Linked DNA regions of Homo sapiens: region 2 is linked to region 1. The links are chromatin loops, found by intact Hi-C in ENCODE. Cell type or tissue: stomach. All regions are shown on one strand. Each heading gives the region's core, and the rest is flanking DNA. Links, peaks and the distances in the headings are about the cores only.

Region 1 (16,443 bases), core at 7,110-12,109:
TTGAAGGGTATAAGAAGCAGAGAAAAGAGGGAGGAGGAGAAAAGTTTTCAGAAGACTAAAAAATGATTTATTATTATGTCCGCCAAACCTCAACAAAACAGACATTTGTGGACCATTAGATAAATCTTCAGTAGGACCATCAGGAATTTTTCAGTTCTGGATTAAGATAATCACTCTGCAAAACAGACATTTAAATATACCTAAAATTAAATGTATTAAAATTTGACGGCTTCTCTCCTGAAAAAGAGACAAATACTAAATTTTCAGTTAATTGTAATTGCAGCTGACAGATCAATACGAACAACAATTTTATTCAACCTAATGCCTTCCACACATTAACTTCTAAATGATTTCTCCTTTTCCAATAAGGCAACCTCAGAGAAGAATGTTTTTCCATGCTTTTTCTGATGATTCTAGGCATTTTCCTTTTAAGTCCTATAAATTATACTAAAGCTACCTCTTCTCAAAACCGTTCAAAACAGACCACAGTATTAGAAACTTTACAACACACTTCTCACTGACAAAAGGAGCTAAACATAATGCCTAGAGACTACTGCCCTACAAAATTAGGTTCTTAGGTCTAATGCAGAAAAAACTGCCTGGATAGAAATGTCTCAATCCCATCTGCGTGCCTTTTTAAAGCATTAAGCAATACAATAATTATGCTATGAAAAGTGATTTAAATCCTTTCTAAGTGTCAACGGCTGGCATAAATAAGATTGATTGCCAGAGAAAAGCAAAAAAAAAAAAAAAAATCTTAAAAGTTGAGGTTTGTATCACTTCATACCTGCCAAATCCTGAAGATGATCATATTTCTATGACCACCTTCCCCACCCCCAAAAGCTTCCAAGTTTTTAAACAAATGCTTTGACATTATGTAGGACGAATCATCTAAATTTTTAATAAAATCTAATCAGATGACTAGTAAACATTATTTAAAAAGGTATCGTTAAATGTTTCTGCATAAGGGAAGCTTGTCAATTACAATGAAAACTGCTGTGTCAATTACAATGAAAACTGCTGTTCGCAGTTATGAAACCCTGCCTCCAGGGCTCTCTGCTACCCAACAGCCATCCAAGTCATCCTCAGGCCACTTGTTTCAATTTTCAGAAGGCTACCTGGCTAATCAGGTATCACTCTTCCCAATGGCAGTAGCAACCACGTGCTTTCCAAAGAAGGGAGAGAAAAACACAGTGGGTATTTCTGGTTTCATCTGGCCGTTGGGGGGGAAATAGGGTGGGTTATGTGTCATAGTAGCTGCTGCAGCTTATTTGTTCAGAGAACAAAGTGCTGAAAAAGAAAACAAGCACTTCCTCAATCACTGGGAAGCACTGTTACTATCAGTAACATTGTTCTTCATTGTCAAATCTGATTTATGCAAGGTAAATATAGAAGCTATATTCTGCTGCCTGATGAATGCTCAAACTGCATGAAGTTCTCATGCTAGCCCTAACTCCTAACTTCTCTAGTAAAGTCGCTCTGCCCACAGGAGAGGTACCAAATAGTACCCTAACACTAGCTCAAGGCTGAATTCTCAACTCTCCGCCTAGGCTTCCTCATATCCTTCAAAGCCACTGCGGACAGTTCCCTTCTCACTGGATACCATACCACTCTGTGGGTCGTGTCTAGATTTTTCCAACTTAAACAAAACACATGCAGAGACCAGCACCTGGTAAAGACTGGAAAAGGAAAAACAAAACCAAAAACAGGTCAATTTGGTTTGTAGAAATATATAAAATACTATAATGCAATGCAGCTATATTTTACACTCTAGTCACAGTCACAGCCTTGAATTTCAGTCTTTCAAGAGATAAACTACATTCCTTAAAAATGGTTCTGAATATACAGTATGTTATATATATATATATGTTTTTCTTCCTTTTAAAGAAGTTAACATTTCTTCAACAAAATACAATGAGCACTGTCCAGGGTTCCCTTATTTTTATAAGAATACACATGGAAGAATCTTCAGCTAACATGAGGCTTTTTAACTTGTATTTTTATATTTATATATGCTTTTTGTCACAGTTCATCATTCACGCAAACCTCTCAAGTAAAATTATAAGACAATAAAATAGGTATAGTTATGAAAAGCATGTAGGTGGGTTCCTTGGTAGTCCATTTTTTTCTTAAAAAGCTTCTGTAATGGGAGTAATACTTGTAGAATGCAAAAAGAAACAGTCCCCTAGTGGTGATGAGCAGATTTAGCCAAACCTTGAACACAAAGGTGCTTTGAAACAGAGCAGATTCCCCTTCTTCCCAAAAGAGAAGGCATCCTTCTCAGAAAGTAGTATTTTATTGTTTTGCACAGAATTAGAATGCAGTTTTGGTTCTATTCCACGCATCTGGATAAATTAAATTGCAACTGAAGAATTAATCCAAATAGAGAAGTGTAAATATAAATATTTGCTGCATTTGACCAAATAGAAAGAGAAAAAAAGGTAAGACCAAATTTAAATAAGCACTCCTTCAGGTGATATAACCATGTTAACCAAAATGTAATTAGTTATCATGACCAGATCTCTCTAGTACTGTCTGGGTGACCATATAATTTATCTTCCAAACCAGAAACTTATTCTGGAACTATATGTAAACAGCAGGATATATGGGCACTCTATCAAAAAAATAATAAAATAAAAAACCACCTGCCACTAAAACCAAACAAGGAACAAGAAAAATTATCTCCTATACTCAGGGCTTCAAGTCATAAGTTCAATGACACAGGGCGGGGCCTGCAAAGAGTAGTACGCAATAATCTTAAACGTGACCAAACAACCACCTCTTTTAGCTTTGGAGTCAATTTACAAACCACACACTCAAGGTACAATCTGAGACGCCTAGTCCAGCACTCTGTCAATGGTAAGCTTGATGAGCCCTGCTCATCCTCTGATCCAAATGAAAAATATTCACTTAGCCAGCTAATAATTGAAGGGTTATAGAACACACAGACACCTCTGAAAACTAATTACCTGAATTACAATCACTTTTGTGTAACCTACCAAAAACAAAAAACATGGGCATACCCAAGCTTGTTTTCTCCCCACCCCAACAGACAGATTTCATGATTCTGTAAGAAGGGAGGTGGGTGTAGGTACCACATCTATGTAGGTGGCACGGTACAGAAGAAAACAGCACAGTTTTTAAGGGCTGGGTTCCATGCTCCGTCACTTCCTAACTGTAGGATCTCAGGCAACAACTTCATCTCTATGAGCCTCAACAAGTCTCAACTGTCTGGCTTTTAAAATGAAACCAACTTGCTCCTTATGATTTATAAGGAATAAGTAACAGAGAAAGCTAGTATTGCCCAGTGCAATGGGGAGGTGGCTCAGTAAATGTCAGTTTACTCCCTACAACCTGAATATACTAGAAGTGATATTAGTTCCTTTCAAATTAAACTGTCAACTATGTGCAAGGCATATTAGGATTTTCCCAAGTTATTTATATATAGAAAGATTAGATAAAATAATGCATTAAAGATGCAGCTCTCTCAAACATTTTAGACTCCCAACTGTCTCATCAACTATTAGCTCCTACTTAAATCACTTCAAGTAAAATACAAAAAGAAAAAATGTATATAAAATTCTTAAGACTTTACATACATGCTTTCACTTTTGTCACCTTGACTCAAGTTCTAGGAAAGCAAATTCCTGTGGTGGAATAGACTACTAACGCTTGATGCAGAGTGTATGTGTACTCACATAGGACTGTCCTCAACCCCTGCTTACTTTAAAAATGTGGAGCAAGGATACTGTAGCGGTTCATCAGTAACACAAAGAGCAAAACAGGTTTTCCTAATATAACTGGCCTGAACTCCAGCCAGTTTTAAATTGTAAGTGGAGCTAAAGACAACACTACAGATTAAGTATCCCTAATGCAAAAATACAAAATCTGAAATGCTCCTCCCAAATCCAAAACTTTTTGAGAACTGACATGATGCTCAAAGGAAATGCTCACTGGAGCATTTTGGGTTTGGGATGTTCAGATATGGGATGCTCAGCCACCAAGTAATATGCAATATCCCACAATCCAAAACACTTCTGGTCCCAAGCATTTAAGATACGGGATATTCAACCTGTACCGTAATGTTTTAACCATCCCTAAAATATAAAGAATTTGCCCTTAAATCTTTTTGACAAAACATTTCTATTAAACTTGCACCCTCAAGTTTTTAAAAGTTATTAATTATACAAAACCCTGATTGGACTCAAATGGTGCTGAAGCTGTATTCTGATGGGTGAAGTTGAGGCAGAGTAGGGAGGGACTGCGGCCCTCCTCCCAACCCTCTACCACCAGAACAGCTCTACTTTTATCAGTTTCTCCCGGGACAGGAGTGGGGAGGGGTTAAGAATGGATAATTTCCAAAGTAAACCATTTCCTCAAATAAAATCTTATTCACCTAGAAAAGTTCATAAACCACCAGATTTACTTCATCCATATACACTCCGCCCAAGATATATTCATTTTAACCTGATTCTACCAATAAGTTTGGCTCATCATGAATTTTTTTATAGAAATCTCAGAGAAATAAGACCTTGTAGATATGGCAGTCAGGGAGGGAAGAACAACTATGAAACTACTACTGGTTTTAACTTTTATGTGAATGATACTAGATCACATATAGGAGCAAACTCCCAACAACCCATTTTGTTAAAGATAAATGAAAACATGAAATAACAGGCTGGGCGTGGTGACTCACACCTGTAATCCCAGCACTTTGGGAGGCCAAGGCGGGTGGATCACTTGAGGCCAGGAGTTCGAGACCTGCCTGGCCAAACCTCATCTCTAAAAAAACACAAAAATCAGCCAGGTGTGGTAGCACACGCCTGTAATCCCAGCTACTCAGGAGGCTGTGGCAAGAGGATCGCTTGAACCCAGAGAGGTGGAGGTTGCAGTGAGCCGAGATCACACCTCTGCACTCCAGCCTGGGCAACAGAGCGAGACTGTCTCAAAAAGAAAAGGAAATATGAAATAACAGAGCAGCAATGCCTATTACTATGTAATCTTAACCAAACATTTGTGTAACTCAATAAGAATTCAAGAGGCTCAACACTATCTGCTTGTAAAAGACTGTTTATCAAAGATAAGTGAGTTATAAATAATGGAAATTTAAAAAAAAAAAAAAATCTTACACTAACCTAAGTCCTAACACCATCTAGGTACTGTGTCTAGTTTTATGTGCATTACTTTAATCCTTATAACAATCATGAGATAAGTACAATTATTATGACCATTTTACAGATGAGAAAACTGAAGCCATGAGGTAGTATAACTCACCCCAGGCCACAGCTGTCTGTGTTACAGCCAGGATGTTGCCTCACATCTATATGTCTAAACAGCTTTTGCCCTTAATCACTATGCAATACTACCTTCAGTGAAAAGGACATTACTGACAGGAAGAAACATTAACGATATTGATAAAAGATCATGCGTGTTTAAAAAGTTGTGCTTGAAAATACACAAGATGGATATGTAACAACTGTTAACAAAGTAAGACTGCAAACAGCACGTAAGATAAAAACCAGTTGAAATCTTTGTGTGATCATGTGAATGGATGTGTATGGATAAAATGCAGAGATTAAAAGTAAAAAGAAGTCCCAGGCATAGGCTTCACATACAGCAAAGCCCTGATGGGTCAGCTGTAAGACCAGACGTATCTATGTTCTCACCATCCAAGTTCAACGCTTTCTGCCTTCATTCTTTTTATCAGTGTTAATTAGTCATTCCACCAGAAGGGGAAAAATAGTAAGTCTTAAGTGTATTCTATACTTGACCCAGTCATCACAGCTATAGATTCTATCTAAGCCAATCTTTATCAACTCCCACAACTTTAAAACATTAAGTTAAAGGAATTAGCTGTACAATCTACAAATGCAAGGGTTCTCACAGTAAAATTTATGGACAACTGCTCTTAATGGATGAAGTGTTGTAGTTGCCTGTTGTTCCGGGGTATGAATAATTTGCTCTTGCCCAAAAAATGTGTTCTACTCTCAATCCTCCCCATCTCAGAACAGCAACTTCATCCTCACTATTGCTCAGTCCAAAAATTTTAGTCATCCTTGACTGCTCACTTTCTCCCTCAACCCACATGCAATCAATCCATCAGCAAAGCCTGTTGGCGATACTTAAAATATATCCAGAATCAAAGACAACTACTAGCACCTTAGTTCAAATCACCATTCCATCTCATCCAGATCACTGTCCCAGCCTCTTGTCTCCATGCTTCTGCCCTTGGCCCACTACAGGGCACTAGCACAGCAAGCAGTCAACCCTTTCATCACAATGGACCAAACTAGCCTCTGGGACTGGCTATTTCCTATGCAGGCAACACTTTGTAACCCCAGGTTTCCACAAGACCTGTCTCCTCTCCTTTTACGTCTTTGCACAAAAGTAACTTCCCTGACCATCTCAATGCCTCCCTTCCAACTTTGTATTTATCCATAGTACTCAACACCTAACACGCTATAAAACTTAAACGTTTCTTCTGTCTCCTCACTACCATGTATGTAAACTCCATGAGGGTAGAATTTTCTGTGTTGTTCCCTGATGTGTCCTAGTGTCCAGAACACCATCTTACATATTACAGGTGCTCAAATGTTTGTTAAATAAAAAAATCAAATATTAACAACTAAGTTCTTCGCCATCAAGACTGCTAAACTTCCAATATCCTATATTACCATCAACAGTGGTTTTTTAAGCAACAAGAGATGCAGATTAAAGAGGCTAAAGGGAAAAAGAGCCTCCTCCCTCCTCCACCAGTGATCTGCAATCTCAAATAGCTCCAGTTGAGGGTATGTGTAATGACAAGGCAAACTGGACTAGACAAATATGTTCATTCAGATAAAAATCTCAGTGGCCCATGACATAGTAAAAACCTGTATCTGGAGCCACCATCTCCCTCAACCTACCACCTACCACCAGTCTGGCCCACTTCCCTTCACTGTGCTAACTCCACTGCGGAACGTGTTTCAAGTTTTACTGCTGCAACTGTCGACATCCACCTCTTAGTGTGCAGTGATATGTGCAGACCTTCCCTGTGCGTGTCTGTCTGGCAACTGTTCCCACACAGCTGAAAGAGCAGGTCAGTGCCGGCAAGCAACAATTCCCTTCAGCTCACCCAACAGAAACCCAAGCACCCTGATGTCAACTCATGAAGAATCCTCTTCCACCTCTCCATTACAACTTGAGTTCAGAGTTCCCACAAAACTAAAGAAGTTACCTTAGTAACTAGCATTTACCAAACACCATGTGCCAACCACTATTTTTACACTACATGTTTGAGCTCATCTAATCCTAACAAAAACCCCAAGAGGCAGACATGATAATGATCCCCAATTTACAAATGAGAAAACTGAGGACATTTGAGAGGATCACTAAGGGAGTTCATGAACATCCTTTCTGAAATAAAGATGAAGAACGCATCCTTTTACAACACCTTTCAGGAAGATACACACACACACACACACACACACACACACAAACACAAACTAGAAATAAACACAAGTCAGATAAAATCCAGCTAACTGATGCAAAAGGACTAATGTAATGAGAAAAATCACCACCGGTAAGCCCTGAAGTAATGCACCCAGGCTATGAGTACAGGGATGCTACAATTTTCAGGAGAAAGGCTGCTGGGGGACTTCAAAATGGACGCATGCAGCTGCTAACATCTGTACCCACACCAAGAATTAATCTTTTCTCTAAAATGCAGACATGTGTCCCTCTTGATGTGATCTATCCCTCCCAAGACCACTTAAGTGCTCTTACAAAACAAAACAAAACAAAACCTGAATCTAATCAAATTTCTAGAACCTATGGGTCTACAGAAATTACCTGGAATAGAAGAATATATATAAACAGCATAAGTGACCAGCCAAATCCGGAAAGGTAAAGAGTGGGGTAAGAAGCTATTACAGAGTAAGAGACTTAAGGTCATTAAGCAAACATAATTTGTGGACCTTGTTTAGATTCAGAGTCAACCAGAACTGTAGACAGACACTTTTGACAATTCAGGGAATTTGAACATGAACATGAGGTGTTAAGGAATTGTAGTTAGGTGTAAAGGCACTACGGTTGTTTAAAAGTCCTTATTTCTGGCCGGGCGCAGTGGCTCACACCTGTAATCCCAGCACTTTGGGAGGCCGAGGCGGGTGAATCACGAGGTCAGGACATCAAGACCACCCTAGCTAACACGGTGAAACCCCGTCTCTACTAAAACTACAAAAAATTAGCTGGGTGCGGTGGCGGGCGCCTGTAGTCCCAGTCCCAGCTGGGGCTGAGGCAGGAGAATGGCGTGAAACCCGGGAGGCAGAGCTTGCAGTGAGCCGAGATCACGCCACTGGCACTCCAGCTTGGGCGAAAGAGCGAGACTCAGTCTCAAAAAAAAAAAAAAAAAAGTCCTTATTTCTTATACACTAATTACTTACAGGTGAAATGATATATCTAAGTTTGCTTTAAAGTACTCCTGCAATAACTGATTCAGTCACCAACAGATGCTAAAACCAATGCAGATTGTTGGAAAACAAAATATTCAGTCTCAAGTTTGTTATTCCATAGATCACTTAATACAAAAGGGAAATAGGGTACATTTACAATGGCCCATTCTGGTGAATGCCACCTAACCAAATGACTGCTTAACAAAGTGGTATGCCTCCCGGTGTGATGCATTGACATCCCTATGAAATACTCATTCCTGTCAACAATGGCTAATCTAACTCTAATCATGAAAACGCAACTACAGTCAACTCCAAAGTGAGGGTTTCTGCAAAACAGTAGGCCTGGACTCCAAAACTCCTCAAAGTGCCACTGTTATTAATGACAAAGGCTTTGGAACTGTTCAAGGAGACTAAACAAGTAAATATATGATCCTTGATTGAATACTGAATTAAAACACTAAAAACTATTACTGGAAGAACAGCGTAAATTTCTATATGAATTGAATATTTGGTGGTAGTATCGTATCAATGTCCGTTTTGAATGTGATGACTATGTTGTGGTTAGGAGGAAGGCCCTTATTCCTAAGAAAGGTATGTCAAGATGTCTGCAACTCTCAAAATAACGCAGATTAAAAAAAGATAAAATAAGGCATATTCTAACAATTAGTGATCTAGGCAAAAATCATACAAGTGTTAAATGAACTGCTCTTTAAGTCTGAAATTTTTTTAGTCATGTTAGCCAAGGGAAATTAATGAAAAAAATTTTAAGATAAAGAAAACAGAGGTGAGCAGACTGGAAATTAACAGTTGAAGCTGAGTGATAGGTACAATACAAAATTTCATTAAACTACTGTATTTACCATTACGTATGACCAAGTCTGTGTTTTAATTCTTCAGTTTTTCCATTTGTAAAATGGAAATAGCTCTACCTAACCTTAGATGGCTGAGGATTCAAGAGAATTGTACATATGTGTGTGTGTATAATATGTAGGTGTGTATATATATCCTAAATACATATACACACCTACATAACCCCTGCACCCCTACTTCAATCCATTGCTAAGGTTAGGCATTATTATCAACTCATCTAGCCTCCCTCAAAGGCTAGCAACTATGAGGTTTATAGAGGTAAAACATCCTACCAGGTCAACTTTGTGTTTTTTTTCTGTTCTCAGTCTACTTGGTTCCAATTTTATGTTTCTAGAAAAAAACTGTTTCTAGAAGGAAATCGCTTCTGCTCATCTTTCCATGTGACTAAGGCAGAAAACCTAAGCACAAGCACCTTCCTGGTAGACCAGATTATAATTCTCCAGGCCAAGTTATAAATAGAAGATTCAGAAATTAGGGTATTTCCTCTGAAAGATACTTTTCAGTTGGAAAACTTTAAAACCTTCTAATTTTCTCCAAGGTTTGGAGAATATAACACTCAAGAAGTAAGAAGTAAGACCACAAAAAGAGTAACTTTAACAGTATTTGGAGGGACTGGTAGAAATTACGCCCTGAATTAAACCTAAGAAATAAAAACAGAAACATGGTATTCTAGATTATAAAGGCAGCTGGATTTTCCTCTTGCATTGCAAACACAGGACAAGTAGAGGGATAGAAAAATCCAGGGAAATAGGGTCACGACTGTTTTCTTTGTATGCCAGATGACAAGAAATCTTGAAATTATCAATAGTTTCCAATGAGTCCATCCTAATCAGATAAAATACTCAAGACAGTGACATTAGGAAAAATGTTTTCTTCAATCTTCTTACACACACAAAATTTGCAAAATCTCCTGGCCCTTACTTAGTCCACACATGAGAATGGCATTCCCATGAGACCAACAGTGCTACCAAAGTCTGCGAGACTTAGGCTGCCTAATGGAAACTTGGTGTCTTAAAGCTTCAAGATACTATACTTCATACAACTGTTTTCTCATATGACTATTAACAAAACAGAAGGCAAGCAGTACACCAACAGAAGAATGGCAATCAAAACAACCCATGACTGGGTCATTTGCTTACTTAACAGTGTCAAGCAGTTAAAAAACAAAACCACACACTTCAGTACCATACACCTTTCCTACAACATGCCTGACAGAGCCTACACTCAAATTTAGCTTTTCAACTGAGCAACAGAAATTCACCTTAAATCTGAATCAAAACCAGACTGAACAGATGTTTTATATTCGGAATTCATACACGGGGCATCTGAGCACAAAATGAAAAGGGAGCAGATATCTGGAACTTACACTGATTCTGCACCTTTCTAACGGAAGCAAAGACGACACATGGATTTGCAAGAGCATCTTCCCAGCAGCTGAAATGCAACCACAACACTGCACTTCTGATCACCACAATGAGAATTTTCTCAAACTGGATTATATCCACAGCAACCCGGCTACCATAACTGCACTTGGTTTCTTCACCTGACAAAATTAAAGCACTTAACCACTCCAGGGTAGGTGTTACAGAGAAACTTTTAAAAACTCAAGTCAAAACAAAGACAAAACCAGGAATTCTCGATTCTGGGGCAGAAGCAGAAAAATGCCAGTTTATGAGGATTGAGGGCTCCAATAAAGAAAGTTTTGCTAAGTCTGTGCTTTCACTTGCAATTTCATTTTTAAGCTTTCATCTACACCAACCTCTACTGAGGTATGCCCAAAGTGGACAGAAATTACCTTACCTGGGACTGTAATCATAGTAAAAATGATTGCAAGGGGAAGCAAAACAAGTCAATTACACCTTGGGCCAAAACGTACGTAAGAACAACCTGGGATCTGAGTTCGTTTTATTTGCAATTTGATGTTATCTATCTGGAGTGGGAGTGAAAAAAAAGACAAAAAAAGAAGGTTAGTCAAGGTAATAACTTGGCTTCTATTTTATGGAAACACAAAGCCTGGTCAAAAATAAAAATGTCATCACCTCCCTCCTCTATAATCTTTACCAAGAGAGCACCTGAATTTTTTTCATGGTAATACTATTTTCCAGGGATCATGGGTAAACTATTTTTAATTCCACAGATACACTCTGAGCAAAAAAAAATATTTTCTAGGCAAAGCAATCTTTGCATGCCAGTAGTATTTCAAACACCTAAGAGGTTAATACAACGGGTACAAACCAAATAGTACTAATACATGCCTAAAACAAGATATCACTCAGACATTGAAAGAAAAAGTGGACTGTGAATGTCACTCCCTCACAGTTTACACGGTGCAGCTCTGAAGCCTACATGTATATTTTAGCCTAAATGCACATATACAACCCAACAATCCGAAACTATAGATACTTTCAAGAATTGAATATGCCTGCCATTGCTGAAATCAGTCCTACTGCAAACCAGTGACCAATTAACAAGGTGGGCTTTGTCAACATAAATGCTAAGAGATTTACAGACAACCTACAGCTAATTATCTGAATATCTAGATTACAAAATGAGAGCCAACCTAACCCACAGATACATTACATTTGATCCATGGTACCTAAGTATTCAATTAGTTGGCAACATCAAAAAAAAAAAAACCAGATTTCCTATAAAATCTGGATTTCTGGCTGGTAGGAGGAAGAGAGAAAAAAAAAGCTGGCAAAACCAGGCCCACACCCCTCATGGCAATAATAGATGGGAGCAGAGTAGTAAGCACCAACACCACTAATTCAAACATTTACTTAACAAGAACTGTATTTCAGCTTTGATCTAGTTTGGGATTCTGATGAAATAAACTTAGATATAATAAGTTTTATCTTTTAGAGTTTCTTCATTAATAAACTGGGAATAATGAAAAACTAGGCAATGAAGTTCACAGCGACTTGCCTAAGACCACAAAGCTACTTTAATGACAGAACTACACTTAACTACCTCCAAGGTCACATAACCACTTTATCTTCAAATACCCTCCCAAATGAATTACTTCCATTTTACAAAGAAGGAACTGAGGATCCAGAAGGTTAAAGTCCTTAGGAAGTAGGTGCTACAATCCAAAACCCAGTCCCATCTGCCTCTAAAGCTCCTTCTAGTCTCCCAATGCCAGTCTTTGTTTATTCTATGGTAACACATCCAGTATCTTCATTTCAGATCTTACAAGGTTTTTCTACTCATTTATAATAGAAAACAAAAAAATCAGCATTTTTCTATAAAGCAGAAGCCTTCATACCCAAAGCCATATCCAGTCATAAAACTATATATACGTACCTTAAGTATTTTATTAAGTATTTTATTCAACACATAAACATACATTTATTTGCCAACCTCAATATAGGGGTCATGACAAGCACTTGGAGAATGGAATCGATGACCTGGAGTTCCCTGATGATTTGAGTTCCTTCTGCTTGATCTAAGCGACATCTACAGATGGCATTATCTACAATTTCCAGTTTCAGCTTCATTAAAGTGGAAAGTTTAAAAGATCCTTGTAAAACACTCCACATACACAATCCTCCTAGTTATTTTTCTTCCCAAACTTTGAGTTATTTCAGCCATATCTAATTCTACAGTCATTATTTTAATGACTCACCTTTTATCAAGTCTTCCCAAAGAATCCAACTTGGTTTTCAGGAAACAAAGGTTTGCACTCATTTCATCAGCTCACATGATATTTAAATTATTTTACGGAAACAAGATTACCTGTCATAAAACAGTCTTGGAAATCAACACAACTTCTGGTAACATACAACTCACCCAGCGTGAGCGAAGTGCACTGACTTGTAAGCAAACTACTAGCACGAGGTCAACACGCTGTATCATAGCAAATAACTGTTTTATAGAGATGAGAGTAGTAACCCCTCAAGGCAGCTTAGTAAGTATCTACCATATATGCAAAGCATAGCAGAACAAACATGAAAGACTCAGCTCTCAAGAATTTGTAATCTAGCAAAGGAGGTAAAACATATTCACCAATTAACTGTAATACAAAGTAGAAAGTGATCCATGTGATGGGAGACGTGATGAGATTCATGCAACCAAAGGAAAGATTAGTCTATTATACTCCTAATGTTGCAGGCCCTTGATATTTGTTTAATGTACCAAATGAGTTAAGATGAACTTGGAAGAACATGAGACTGGTTTTTCATGGAGGTGGTGGGGTATTGTGGAAAGGGAGGGTGTTCCAAACAGAAAAACAGCATGATGCCGGCACCAAAGAAAATAAAAGGTAATGGTATTTATAAGAATCTGCACAACTTTGTTTACTGGGCATATAAAATGTGGAAAAAAACTGAAAGATGAGGTTAAAAAAATAAGTTGGGAGTCATACTGAGACAGCCTTGGATGTGACTTCATCCTGCATGTATTTGAAAATGAGAAGTATGCAGTAATTTGGCAAGTGTTGATACAATCAATTAGTATGGGAATCAGAAAGCCATCACTTAATGCTTTCTACTATTTCCTTGTTATAAGTGCACCTATTTAGGTGTTTTAAAGTATCTCAAGGACATATATTTGCACTACAAGCGTATTTACAGGTATTAGCTATCCTCCCCTCAGTAGTATGTCAGGAGACCAGCTAAGAAACTGCAAGAGTCCAAGGAAGAAACAAACAACATGAGCAGTTCAACTAGGGCAGAGAAGACTATATGGCATTGAGACTGCAGGAAAAGAAAGAACTGCATTTGTTCAGCCCCAGATGACAGAAGACAGAGAAGCGATAAACAGAAATAAGCAATAACAGAGGCAACTTTGGGGATAGGCAACACATTAAGTTCTTAACCACACTGAGTTTGCAGTGCCAAGGGGATACCCAGGAGGCCATAACCAGCACAGAAGAGAACAGAAAATGCCAGAGTTGTCAGCTTGTTAAAAAAGGTGGCAAATCATCCACATGAAGGTTAATGGAATTGTACATAAAGAGAAGAGGGCCTGTAATCCCAGCACTTTGGGAGACCAAAGCGGGCAGATCACGAGGTCAGATTGAGACCATCCTGGCCAACATGGTGAAACCCCATCTCTACTAAAAAAAAAAAAAAAAAAAAAAAAAAAAAAATTAGCTGGGTCTGGTGGCGCATGCCTGTAATCCCAGCTACTTGGGAGGCTGAGACATGAGAATCGCTTGAACCCAGGAGGCAGAGGTTGCAGTGAGCCGAGATCGTGCCACTGCACTCCAGCCTAGGCAACACAGCAAGACTCTGTCTCAAAAAAACAGAAAGAAGAAGAAGGGAGAAATCAAGGGAGTAACATCAGAAAACAGCAGCATAAGAAGCCAAGAAAAATGATGCACCTAGAAAATTGTGTCTATATACTCTAAATCAGGGGCTGGCACATTTCTTCTGTAAAGGACTAGATAATAAATATAAACAAAAGAACAGGGTCATGTTCCAATGTAACTTTACTTATGGACTCTGAAATGTGAAAGTTTTATGAAATTCAAGTGCCATAAAGTATTGCTGTTTTTTTCCCCACCTATTCAACTGTAAAATCTTTTCCTACTTCACAAGCCACAAAAATATAGGTGACAGGTCAGATCTGGCCCGGAAGCCACAGGCTGCCAACTCTTGCTCTAATTTCAAAGCAACAAAAAGGATAAGAGGCTGAATTAACTGTCACTTTCCAAACCCAAGGGTAGTTCTTCCTTTAGACAAATTGATAACTTACCAGACATTCATTTGACTAATTCCTTAAGTAAGGATTCCCCTAAGAGGTAACTACATGTGTTGATAACACGTCTTAAAAATATTGCCTTCCACTAAAAACAGATAAACTCATGAGTATATTGGAAATTCTAACACAAAGCTAAGAACATTAAATAGGAAAAGTCTGATAATCAAATTGCAACAACTTTTTATAACATGAGTAATCACACAGTATTTTATCATTTGTTCTCTACCCTTCCTTCCACCTTCATGTTAAACCCCATTATGGTATTCCAGGTTTCTTTTAGATGAGTTAAACATGTAGTAGTACAAACACAGCAAAGGCACTAGATGAAAAATATTACTTCAGAATTTTCCCGTCATTGCTTTTGAACTCTTAATTTTTTGAAACTGATTTTATAATCTAAAAGGTTAGAAGATTCAATAGTCTGCATATAATACTAGATATAACCTAGATTTTTAAAATCTAGAAACATCAGTATTGAATGTGTGAGTCATGAATTAAGAAAAAAAATTAGTGCAAAATGTCAACTTCTGACAAGCAGTCTTCATACATACAAACCATATCTGGTGAGGAAGGACTCCTTACCCCCAAGCCATTCCTTGTACCTTAGCTGTAGCTCAGGGGCAGGAACAGGACTCCTTCCTTCTTCAATAGCTTGCTGCGGCAATAAGCTGTAACCCAAGAAAATTTAATACCAAATGAAAGTATAACATTGTTCACAGGGTCAAGTCTTCCATTACTAGGTAACTATTTTAAGTTGCCTGGTTTCAAGCAGATAAAACACAAAGAGAGATTATTAAAGATACAAGGCTAAGCTGTTTAGGGAGGGCCCATGGGAAGAAAAAAAAGACCACTTGACAGCTAGATGTTTCCGTTTGAACTGATGTCTCCCACCAACACACAGCAGAAACTTCACTATTTCCTAGTTATCAAATGCTTGCCAAGCAAACTACAAGGACCTAGGGTTGACCTGACTCATACTTCAGTTTATTAGCACCCTCCATCTCCAAAGGGTATCTAAAATACAGGCACTTCATAGGCATTACTTTCAGAACATCCTAACTTGAATAGAACTCTAGAACAAATACAAAACTTTTGCCAGGTGTTCTAATCAAAAAAGGCTTGCATTTAGAGAAAAACTCTTCATCACTCTACCAGAAAACCAACTGTTTTCTACATTTTAGGAACTGATTATACTTTTCTATATTCAAATTAAACCAAGTCAGAACTCAAACTCAGATTACACAAAACTCCTTACCCTACCAAAGTACTATTTCAATGAGTTATCTAAATGTAAAATATAATCTGCGTTGAGTATTAAACATAAAAATTACTGTTTGTTTTAATAAGAACTTAAGATTTCCAAAATAGCTATCTTCTTTATTCCTATTAGAAAAACATATGAAGATATATATATATAAATGCTATCTTATTGTACATG
Region 2 (12,344 bases), core at 6,584-11,583, 100 kb before region 1:
GTCTGGAAGGAGGCTGCATTGACATCGGTTGTTGGGTAATGGTCATCTCCAACAGGCCACTGGGACTCCAGAGCAGGACAAAGGGGGAGAGGGGTGCGGAATTATAGGTCAGAGGATGCTCGTAACTGAGTGGATTCCCCTGAGAAAGCGTTTTCCTGCCTGGTATCTCCCAGTGACTTCTGCTTACATCTCATTGGCCACCCTTACCTGCAAAGCGCCCAGAACATGTGGATTGCATTGCCCCCGTCCCGCCACAAACCTGGGGTTCTGTTAGTAAGGAAGAAGAAAAGATTAGAAAAACAAATAAACCTTTGTCATGAAAATCCTTTTCCCCATATCCTTGGAGCTACATCACAAGTTAATTTTTTCCTTAAGATCAAGTCACAGAAAGGAAATTGCTCCTCTAAAGAGCTGTTGGTCAAAGGATATGTAATTGCAATTACATAGGAGGAATAAGTTCAAGAGCTCTGTCCTGCAGCATGGGGATTACAGTTCGTGACAATATACTGTATTCTTGAAAAATGCAAAGAAAGTGGATATTAAGTGTTTTCACACACAAAAAAACCTCTGTGAGGTAACTGGCTAAATTTAACCATTCCACAATGTGCAAATACTTTAAAACATCATGTTGTACATGAAAAATACATACCATTTTATCTGTCAATTCTTAAAAAAGGCAGAGCATTTGTTCTCAGACTTCTCTAACAATTTGCCCTTTAGAAACATTATACTAAGAAACATTGTATTTATATTCCCACCAGCAGTGTCTAACAAAAAAAGTATCTATTTAACAAAAATATTGGGATAATCTTTCATTTTGGATCTTTGCTAATTTAATAAGGAAATTTTTTATCACTTTTTTCTTAATTGTTTAAAAATATTTCCAAAATATGTAATAGTCCTGATTCCATTCCTATCAGTGGGATGTGTATGCCCTGGAGTGGGGCTTCTTACATTTTCACAGGTACACAAATCACCTGGGATCTCATTAAAATGCAGGTTCTGATGCAGCAGGGTCTGGGATCTGCTAAGAATCCCATTTCTTACAAGTTCCCAGATGACGCAGGTGCTGCTGGCCCACAGACCACACTTTGGGTAGGGAGTTCCTAGACGCTCCATGGGTGCAATTTTGTTATAAGACAGAGTTATGTCTGATTGTTGAGTGAGAACTGCTCTCTTCCCTGAAGACAACCAACTTGCACACCTGAAGGTCAAACGAACAAACATCGTCAGAGTGGATTCAGGGTAAACCAAATCTCTTCTAATATGATACTGCAGAGTGAACAACTTAGCTCTGCACCATTCAACACAAGATTTCTGAGTGAGCTTGGAGGCCCTGCAAAAAGTGACGGCTGCCTTAAATGGGTTAAAGTTTGGGGAGGGGCCAAGAAAGCCCAGTACCTCCAAAGCGATGACCTAGACAGAGGTGAGAGCCTGGAGGAGCCCAGGAGGCAGAAACAATGATCCCTGATGGTGGGCACCTGGGGAAAGTGTCACGCTCTCAAGGCCTTATAGGACCCTCTGTTAAAATACTAATCTGGGTTCAGTTCTCTTTATTCTCACCCACATCAAATCCTGGCTAGTGGCCCAGCTTCACACTTCCTGACCTTAGGGATTTCAGCTGGCTGAAAAGATTCTTCCTGGCTTTGGTAAAAACTAAATTCCTGGATGAGATTATGCCAAAGGCCTGGGAGATGAGAGGAGAAGGGGAAGGAAGGGAGGAAGAATCCGGAGCCAGGCAACATCAGGAGCAGCTGTGGAGACTCAGAGGGTCTGGGGAACACCCAAAGTGGGAACCAAGGCACCCAACCCAAGCAACCTGACCAAGATGCCTGTCTGTATTAGTCCATTTTCACACTGCTGACACAGACATACTCGAGACTGGGTAATTTATAAAGAAAAAGAGGTTTAATGGACTCACAGTTCCACATGGCTGGGGAGGCCTCACAATTATGGCAGAAAGTGAAAGGCATGTCTTACATGGTGGCAGACAAGAGAGAACGAGAGCCAAGCAAAAGGGAAAACTCCTTATAAAACCGTCAGATCTTGTGAGACTTATTCACTACAAGAACAGTGTGGGGGAAACGTCCCCATGATTCAGTTATCTCCCACCAGGTCCCTCCCACAATAAGTGGGAATTATGGGAGCTGCAATTCAAGATATTTGGGTGGGGACACAGCCAAACCATACCACTGGACGCAGGCCATATCACATAGACACAGCCCAGCTGCAGGGTCTGAAGCACCTAGTACCAAGACGGTGTAGGGGTGAGAGACAGGGAGGGGATGTCTGTGGGAATTGTTTCGGTTCACGCTGTATACCTGGAAGTCCGATTTGTCTGATCTTAAGATAGCCATTCCAGTCTTCTATGCTTCTATGCTTGGGTTTGCAGAATACAGCACATCCTTTACCGTCTTGAGCCCATCCATGTCCCTATCTTTAAAGTGTGTCTCTTTGTAAACCTTTTTGTCATAATTAGACTGGGCCATGGGCTACAAAAATAATAATAATAATAATAATAATAATAATAATAATAATAATAACATTTATTTGGTAGAAGAGGGATGTGGTATTTACAGGGCAGAGAAAGTCCCCAAGAGTCATAAGATGAGTCATTAACATCACTGGCATCAACTAAATGTCTTCTTAATCAATGAGAAACCAGGATACAGGTGAGAAAGAATTAGAGCGCAGACTCGAAGTTGAGGTCATGGGGACAGCAGCTTCTGTGGCTCCTGGATACCCTGCGTGCCCAACCACAGGACTCATGTGAGAGTTTTTCAACCGGGAAGAGGGTTTGAGAGTGTGTGTTTGTGTCCACCTGCCAGGTGGGCTTAGCCCATGCACTGCCCGTTTCCCTAACAACAGGGCCACCAACCATGAAACCCCTCCCAGGGGCATGAACACTCTCCTGTGGCCTTTAGTCCACACCTACAAATGTCATGCACCACCCACAGTGAGAGACAGAGACCAAGAAATCCCCACAAACGTAGCTAAGAAATAGCTTTCATTTCCTGTGTTCAGTCGTTTTCAAACCAGATGCACCTACCTGGGAAGATTTTTAAGTGCCAATGCCTGGGTCACATCCCCAGGTGACTCTGCTTCTTTGATCTGATGGTGGGGTGAGGTATCTGTATTTTATTTACTTATTTTTATTTTTTTGAGACTGTCTCTCACTCTGTATTTTTTTGAGACTGACTCTCACTCTGTCACCCAGGCTGGAGTGCAATGGCACAGTCTTGGCTCACTGCAAACCCCACCTCCTGGGTTCAAGCGATTCTCCCACCTCAGCCTCCTGAGTAGCTGGGATTACAGGCACCTGCCATCATGCCTGGCTAATTTTGGTATTTTTGTGGAGGTGGGGTTTCACCATGTTGGCCAGGCTGGTTTCGAACTCCTGACCTCAGGTGATCCTCCCACCTCGGCCTCCCAAAGTGCTGGGATTACAGGCATGAGACACCATGCCCAGCTGGTATCTGTATTTTTTGAGGCAATTTCCACTTAAGTCAATATTTCTAAAGCCTGCCTAAGTATGCTGAATGTGCAAACAAACCCCTTTTGCATGCTGAGAATATCCCAGAGGGGACCCAAGTAGAAAGCCACCTGTTTCAAACAGTCAGGTCTATGTTATACTGTGGCATGGCCAATGGCACCAGGGCTGGCTGGCTGCTGAGGACAACTCATGGAGTGGAATGTGACCAGACAATGTCAGCACGCATCAAAGGTAGCAGCCCACTGGGGAATGGCATCTGACACTCCTGGTCCTGAGACTGCAGGAGGGAGAGACCCACAGCCAATGGGACACCCAATGGGAGTCCTGCTCTCCCCAGAGGAAATAATTAGCCCTGAATTGCCCCATTACTTGATATCTATCTCCAAGGTCAATGTGAATGAATAGGTCTCTTTGCTTGATTTCTTCCCCTAGAGCAAATGTTTCAATGATCTCCACACTCCTCCTTAATTCAGAGTCCATTGTCCAGCACATTTGAGCCCCTCCATGAAAACAAGCTCCTAGGTGAGTATAATGTAAATAAAACCATTGCCATCCAAAACGGTGTTTCTTGTTCAACCCTGCTTGCAAAAGCTTACTCAACCGGCAGAGACAAAAAGCAGTGCTTTTCGAAGTATGAAAACTACCCATTATCCCATTAGAGAGATGCCGGTTACAGAGATGCCGGTGGAAATCGGAAGCTTCTGGCTTCAGGCAGAACTAGTGAGTTTGAAGCTCACTTTTTAAATGAAAAAAGTAATGCTCTTTTCTTCTTTGGGACTCACAACAGCTAGTTCATAGTGTGAAGCCACAAAACTAGACCTTTTAAAAATGATCTTGTCCTAAGACTAGGAGGTTGGAAGAGACGAGAAGGTTTTCATTTAAAGAATGAGAGTTTTTTCTGGCCCTTTGGCCAAACTGAATCCCATCCACTTGTCCAATCCAAGATCCTCTTCCTGGATTCACTATCTCCAGATGGGAACTTGCTAGATTTCATTCATTAAAACCAAGGCTCCCCACTTGCAGGCACAAGTTCCCATCTGCTGCCACATCTTTGCAGTATCAGCTCAGCCTTTCCTCTTCTGGCACGAGTTCACAGGCTCCTGTAGAACCAGAGGTAGGTGTATGACAGGGGTTTTGTGCCTTGAGTGAAAAACTTACTTACCCAAGACAATAGTGCCATTCCACATCCATTTTCTGCAGACATTTCAATACAAAAATGATTGAGGTGGGAGGTGGGAGTACGGGGGAGGACTGGTGGATTATGCAGGGATCTTGTGGCTGCCAAAACCCAAAATATATTTCCCTGCTGCTTATAAACAGCAGTAAAAGGTCACAGCCACCTCCGTCTGAACTTCTGTCTGCTTGATAAGAGCAGTTGAAGATGTATAAACATTGCTTCTCCCATCTTCCACTCACTTTCAATGAAATACTACTTAAATACAATCAGGACGACACATCTTCAATATTTAACAGCTCGACTATGGCCCTGGCCTGCCAGAGTGGATATCGTGAAGACCAGAGCAGGTGGGGGAGAACCCTATTTCTTCTAAATCCTGAAGCGGGGGTGGCTTTGCAAAACAGAAAGACTTGCAAGTAAATAGACTGAGTCATCACCTAGGATAAGTGACAGCAGTCTTAACACATTGCATGGCCTTGGATTTTACATCAGCCAACAAAGATAATGAGATTTCTGCCTTCTCTTATACAGACATTCTACTGGCCAGATATCCTTGTCCCACTCAACATGCAATCGTTTGGGGGATAATTTTATCCTCGAGGATCCACTCTCTGGATTCGCTGTCTCCAGGTGGGAACGTGCTAGGTTTGCTAGCACTTTGCTACAATATTCTCTGTAGCTGGAACTTACAGTATGGAATGTGAGGAACAGAATAATAGTAGTAGCTCCTCTGCACACCCAGATACTCAGAGGCAGATTTTTCTGCATGAAGGGGGACTTGCTATCGTGATCCTGGACATTAAGGACATTTTAAAAGTAAGTTAGCACTGCCCTCCATGGCTGGCTGCTCTGTGGACACCCTGGGGAAGAAGCACTTACTTAAATGATTAGACCTGGATTCTGACCTTCGTCCTGAAGTGCGTGGTCTGTATGTATATGTGTGTGTGTGTGTGTGTGCACGCGCACGCATGCGAGCATGTGTGTGACTATGTGAGCATGTAACACATGCGTGTTCATTTGCTAGGTCTTGTTCTCCCTCATCTGTCAAATAGCAATGATATTACCTGACCCATCTACTTCACAGGATTGCCTGGTAGATCAAAAAAGAAATTGATGTATTAGGGTTTGTATTAGTCCATTCTCACACTGGTATAAAGAACCGCCTGAGACTGGGTAATTTATAAAGGACAGAGGTTTAATTGACTCACAGTTCTGCATGACTGGGGAGGCCTCAGGAAACTTACAATCATGGAGGAGGGCAAAGGGGAAGCAAGACACCTTCTTCACAAGGCCACAAGGCAGCAGGAAGGGGAAGTGCAGAGCAAAGGGGGAAGAGCCCCTTATAAAACCATCAGATCTTGTGAGAACTCTTTCACTATCGTGAGAAGAGCACAGGGGAAACTGCTCCCATGATGCAATTACCTCCACCTGATCCCTCCCCTGACACATGGGGATTATGGGGATTATGGGATTTACAATTCAAGATGAGATTTGAATGAGGACACAAAGCCTAACCGTATCAGGGTTCTTCCAGTGAGACAGGATGCGTATAGAGAGATATATTAGAAGGAATTGGCTCACAGAATTAGAGGCTGATAAGTCCCCAAATCTGCAGGGTGAGTCAGCAAGCAAGACCCAAGAGAACGGATGGTGCACTTACAGTCTGGGTCCAAAGGCCCAAGAACCAAGAGAGCTGATGGTATAAACTTCAATCTGAAGCCTGGCAGGTTGAAGATCTAGGAAGAGCTGATGTTTCTATTCAAGTCCAAAGGCAGGAAAAAGTTGACGTCCTAGTTTGAATGCAGTCAAGCAGACGAAATTTCCTCCTACTGAGGGAGGGTTGGCCTTTTTGTTCCATTCAGGCTTTCAATGGATTGGATGAGGCCTGGCCATATCATAGAGGGCCATCTGCTTTACTCAGTCTACCAATTTAAATGTTAATCTCACCCAAAACGCCCTCACAGAAACACCCAGAATAATGTTTGACCAAATATCTGGGTACCCCTGGGCCCAGTCAAGTTGACACATAAAATCAACCATCACAATGGAGTCAGAGGCAGCACTGAGTACTGGAAAAAACACCATTTCTGGAGGTCAACAGCCCAACGTCAAGTTCCAGCTCTCTTACTTCCTAGTTGTGTGATCCGCAGGTTACTCGAACTCTCTGAAGCTGCCTCAGTTGCCTCATCAGTAGAATAAGGATGACAGAAGAATCAGTGTCTGACACATAGCAGGCACCAAAGCGTTGGCTGTTTTGGATGCAAAAAGTACTTTTCAATGGTTCCATTTGCCCTTTGCATTTAATGTACATCACTATTTTAGACAAAAGGGGCTGCAAGACACAGAAAATACAAAGGAAGAAAAAAGGAGGCATTACTATCAACGAAGAAAAATAATGAACCAGCAAGTGATGTGGACCTTATTTATACAACCTTACCCTTAAGTTAGTAGACCAGGATCTGTGGGCCTTGGAGAGACATCAGAACTGCTAGACTGTGTGGCTCGGCTCCTCAATGTGAAACTCCTTTACTTTCCCGGGGACCCGCGGACGCATATTTGCCTTGGAACATAATGGTGGGGTGGCTGTGGCCCTTGCAGAGTGTGGGCATGTTTCACGTTATATGCATGCGTGCTGGAGGATGAAACCAAATCCATTTGGGACCTGACACTGTCATCCACCAAAAAAGCAAAATATTTTCCCATCTAGAATCAAAGTAGAAAACCACTCTCACAGTTGGTTTGGGTTTTAAAGGCACACTAGTGGTTGAAAAATGGTTTGTGGTCCAGACAAGACTTGAGCCAACCCAACACTTCATTACAGTGCTGGTTCCCCTTCCAAAGTCCTGCTGCAGCACGTGGGCGGTGTTAGCATCCCTCTGGCAGCTGAAATGGACCCAGAGAAGGGAATCATGGTTAGAGGAGACCTAGACGGTACAGCAAGAAATGCAGAGGCTGGGCTGGCCAGACGAGACTGCTGGGGGCCAGCGTAGAGCTCTCACAGAGTGTGAGATATTTGGGGTTTGGCAAACCCGAAGAAGCAGGTTGCCAAGTCCCACAGCTCCCTCTCCCCCTGGTGTATTTCAAAGGAAATTAAATCCACATGTTTCTGATTTGCTGACACTTCAGGCTCATCCAAAGGTGGTTTTGCAAGAGTGGCTTGGACATGAGGAGCCCAGAGAAACCCTAATTATTATTGTTATTTTTCATTTTGAAATGCAGACCTGTACACTTACATAATCCATGCCATGCCTACCAAATCAGACCCCAGTTTTGCCTTCCCAAAACTTTTTGTCCCGGGCCCACCGGCAACAGGTCATTGAAGTCAACTGGAGAAGAGAAACGATGACTTTAACATCCAACCTAGAAATCCGCCTTGAAAATAGCACCCAAGAAACGCCAACGCTGGCATTCAAAAGCAAAAGCACTGTATGGATTGGGTCTATGGATCTCATAATTTCCTTAGACTCTGGGCCAAGGGGCAAAAACTTAAATTCAAGATGGTAGGTCCTGGATGTGGGGTCTGAGGTGGAAGGATATGGAGCTCAGAACCTCAAGAGGAAGGAACCATCACAAAAGTGTTCTCTAGAATGTTCTCAATTGACCAGCCATATCTATGAATGAAACTCTGACAAGCTGCAACCAAAATTCGGCTTCAGGGACAGAGAATCTCATTATACACTTAGAAATAATTTAGCACTTTTGGATGTGACCTATGACCTCTCCACGCCTAGCCACATGCAAACAATTGACCAGAGAGGTCAGGGACCAAAGAGCTCCTGTCTTCTGACCCAGGAGTGAACATTGTCCATTCCTCCTATCCCTCTCCCATTTAAGGCTTTTCCATTCACTTCAAGGGGCCTCCTCTCCTGCCGTGAGTGAGTTCTCCCAACAGAAGCGGTGGCTTTGTCCTGGTGCATGGCAGTGTGCTCTACACGCTCGATAAACGAGCAATGAAGGCTGAGAAAACGAATTGGAAAACAACCTTCTCCAGTCTCTCCGCTCCCGGGTTGGAATTTTCAAGCTCCAGCCCTCCTGGTCCTCAGAACTTCACATTTGTTCTCCGTTTCTCCTGCCTTTTTAAAATCCAGGTAGCAGCCCAGCGTTGTGCCTTGCACCTATAATCTCAGCACTTTTGGGAGGCTGAGGTGGGTGGATCCCTTGAGCCCAGGAGTTTGAGACCAGCCTGGGCAACATGGCGAAACCCCGTCTCTACAAAAAATACAAAAATTAGCTGGGCACAGTGGTGTGTGCCTGTGGTTCCAGCTACCTGGGAGGCTGAGACAGGAGGATCGCTTGAGCCTACGGAGGTCAAGGCTACAGTGAGTCGTGACTGCATCATTGTACTCTAGCCTCTGGGCAACAGAATGAGATCCTGTCTCAAAAATAAGAAAACAAAATAAAATAAAATCCAGGTAGCCCTTTCTTCTCAGGTCTCAGCTGAGATGTCCCATCCTGGGAAGGCTGATGCTTTTCAGCCCAGCTTGGGAGGCCTGCCCCCCACCTATATTGAGCTTCCCTCCCTTCCAGGTGTGTGTACATAGATACATACTCGTGTTTAGCTAATGAAGTACAAGGTCACCTGCACAGGCTGCCTGCCCACCGGACTGCTGGCCCCTTGAGGCCAGGAACCAGGGCCATCTCTGTCACCCTCTTCCCAGAGCTTGGCACCGAGGAGGTGGGAAATTGGTACTGGTCCTCTAATCAGCTCTGCTCCCTAACCCTGCGACCAGCCTTCGCCATCAAGACGGCTCAGTTCTGTGAACCGTACAAACCATGAGTCATTAGAGCCTTATCAGATGCTTCGAGACTAGTGCCCACGTGAGTTAGTCTGCTGGGGCCGCCGTGACAAAGTGCCAAAGGCAGGGTGGCTTAAACAACAGACGTTTATTGCTGAACAGTTCTGGAGGCCAGAAGTCTGAGATCAAGGTGTTGGCAGGGTTTGTTCTGAGGGCTCTGGGGGAGAATCTGTTCCAGGCCCCTCCCTTAACTTCTGGGGGTCACTGGCAATCCTCAGGTTCCTTGGCTTATAGAAACATTGCCGCAGACTCTGCCTTCACCTTCATATGGTGCCCTCCCTGTGACTGTGTCCAAAATTCCCCCCTTTTAAAAGCCACCAGTCATCCTGGATGAGGGCTCACCCTTAATGGCCTCACCTTAACTGGATCATCTGCAAAGACCCCAATTCCAAATAAGGTCACGTTCACAGATACTGGGGGTCAGGACTTCAACATCTTTGTTGAGGGGGACAAAATTCAACCGGTAACTCCTCAACCTATAATACCACTCCTCCGGTAAAGAAAAAAATATTTTAAACCAACTTAAAATTCTCATTGAAATAAAGTAACCATTTAATTTATTGCCCAAACTGGAACATTTTTTGAGAATAAAAGAGAGTGCTATTGGTAATTTTGTAGGGAAAATGAGCCGCCCAGTCTGGGCCACATGGCCACCCTCTGTGGCTAAGCTCGTTTCTCAGCCCTTCCCATGCAAGGATGCGGTTTTACCTTCACTGCAAATCCCTCTTTGTTTGTGTTCCCCAGCAGGTCCAGTGTGTTTTATACACAGTCGCAGCGAAACCAAGGGATTAGCTGTATTCCGGCTGTAGTTAATTCACTGTTTCCAGCTAAATGCAAGCCCAATCTCAGCAATTAATGTGGCCAGATCAAATCAGGTTCTCTTTACACCTGTTCCCCTGCTTAATTAGGTTCTCATTTCCCAGGGGGACTCAAAGGCACTGAGAACCATTAGCTCAACCCTGGATTAGGAAGGCAGCATCAGGCCCACAGACATCACCGTCATGCACAGGCGATGTCCCCGAGACAGCTCCAGCCCTTACGTCTAGAAATGTGTCTTGACAACTGTGATGCCCCCAGCGTGGCCAAGGGAACGATCCCCTTTTTTGTTAGAGACTTCCTTTCATGTCGTCCCAAGGGAAGGACGTGTTCCCAGTGGTGCTCCTTTCTGAGGTAATTGTTGGACAGGAGTCAGCCAGTTAAGCCTGCCCACCTAATTAACGGGAGTCTGTTATGATTTATCAAAATAATGAGATAGGGAACAAAGACATTGCTTCACCCCCCACCCACCCGCCTGATATTTTGGCCTCTTTTCTTCCTTTTGGAAGATGACCCAATATTAATGAGAAATGAGTCACTTATTATTGGGGTGCAAATAGAGAGATAAATGACATCAGTAATTAAGTCTCAAGCCCTCTTTGGTATAATGGAGCCATTTGTCAGGCAATATTATTCAATTAATTAATTCCATTAGGGCTACCACACTTCTCCCAACCCAGCCATTCAACTGTCAGCTCTGATCATTTGTATGATACAAAAATAGAATGGTTAATAAATGCATCATGAAACCAAAAAGAAAGTATTTTCGCCATCACAAGAAAGCCAACTAGAAGTGCGTGATTTGTGAATGTGTGAAGTGCTCACAGCCAGCCGCAAACCTCTTCCCATCACGGACTGAAATGTATCTGGTTGTTTCTTAGTTCAAATCTCTAGGAAGAAAAAGGGAGTTGGTCCAGCTCATCTTCTTTTGCCCTATCAGTAACCAGGGAAAGGAAAGAAGTCGGGTGACATGAAATGGAACTGTGTAAGGGACAAGGGCAGGCAAATACAGTGGGAGGGAAGGTTTCCAGAACAGCAGCTCCCAGCTCACGTGCTCCACATAGGTCTGCTGTCTTTCCTGTCTTGCCAAGTACAGAGGAGAATCCTGACCTCGGTCTATGCCCATCCACCTCTCATTGCTCACAACTCATGTTAGTTTTGTCTCCGTTGAGGCTCGTATTAATTAATAAATACACCTGCATTCTCTCTGATTCCATTACTCTTTCTGTTCTCCTTTTCAACCCATGCCAGTTGGTCTCAGAATTCTTTACCTCCCTCCTAGTGGGACATTTGCCTTCAGAAAAAAGAAAGGTAACAATCCAGAACCACAGTTAAGGAAAGTCTGCCTAAATGAATGAGTATCATCATATTCTAGAGAAAGGCCAGAAACTCCTTATGAATCTTGACATATCCCAATTTACCTCTTAATTCGTCTCCAAATCAACCTTTTTCTTTGATCAGCAATATTAACATACATAAAATACCATCTCCGTGTTTCATTTCTTGTTCTGTTCTGCTTTGATTAGGTACTAATACTCCAGGAGCACTGGGATCTGCTCATTTTCATTGTGACGCAGCAGTATTTCAGCCAAGTTTGGAATTAAATATGCCTTTATGTGCTGGCATAAAAAGCTATCTACCATTCCTAGGAAAACAGCTTCTATTCCAAACAGCTGACTTCCAAAGTCCAGAACATAATCTATTTGTAAGCTGCGTGGCTGCCTACACAGTTCCAGCCCCTTTTCTCTCACCTCCCAGCTAATCAAGTAATCTTTTGTTTCCTGAGCCCATTCTGTGGAGAGGAGTGTAAATCAATCAACAGCGAAGGCCTCCAAAGCCTGCAAGCCAGGATGAGCAGGAACAGGCCAAGGGCAATGGTTCTCAAACTTCAGCCAGCATCAGAGTCGCCTGGAAGATCTATCGCAACAGACTGCCAAAGATCTGGGGTGCAACTCAAGAACTGGCATTTCTAACCTTCCTCCTAGTGGAAAATTTGCCTTCAGAAAAAGATGGCCCAATCCAGGGAAGAGCCACTGGCCTAGAGTATATGGGACAGAGGTAC

What was found. A loop is a pair of places that touch in the nucleus more often than their neighbours do. Peaks named below come from ENCODE experiments on the same cell type or tissue, not always from the same donor. Only the 100,000 strongest peaks of a DNase experiment are listed, where the experiment ranks them.
Region 2: it touches region 1 in a loop (2.9-fold over the local background); 11 of 110 quality-filtered maps call a loop at or near these places.

What each region holds. Positions count from the first base shown.
Region 1 is chr21:34,077,551-34,093,993 of GRCh38, reverse strand. All of the region lies in intron 1 of MRPS6 (mitochondrial ribosomal protein S6), which reads right to left. All of the region lies in intron 1 of SLC5A3 (solute carrier family 5 member 3), which reads right to left. Among named protein-coding and RNA genes, the nearest start is that of SLC5A3, 12 kb to the right of the region's middle. In stomach, for the core only: no CTCF peak of the experiment used is centred there; no DNase peak of the experiment used is centred there.
Region 2 is chr21:34,183,426-34,195,769 of GRCh38, reverse strand. It overlaps LINC00310 (long intergenic non-protein coding RNA 310), which reads right to left. Exons shown (of 2, transcript NR_027266.1): 2 at 5,851-7,002. Among named protein-coding and RNA genes, the nearest start is that of LINC00310, 8.9 kb to the right of the region's middle. RefSeq lists an enhancer at 3,048-3,137. In stomach, for the core only: no CTCF peak of the experiment used is centred there; a DNase peak (open chromatin) is centred at 9,469.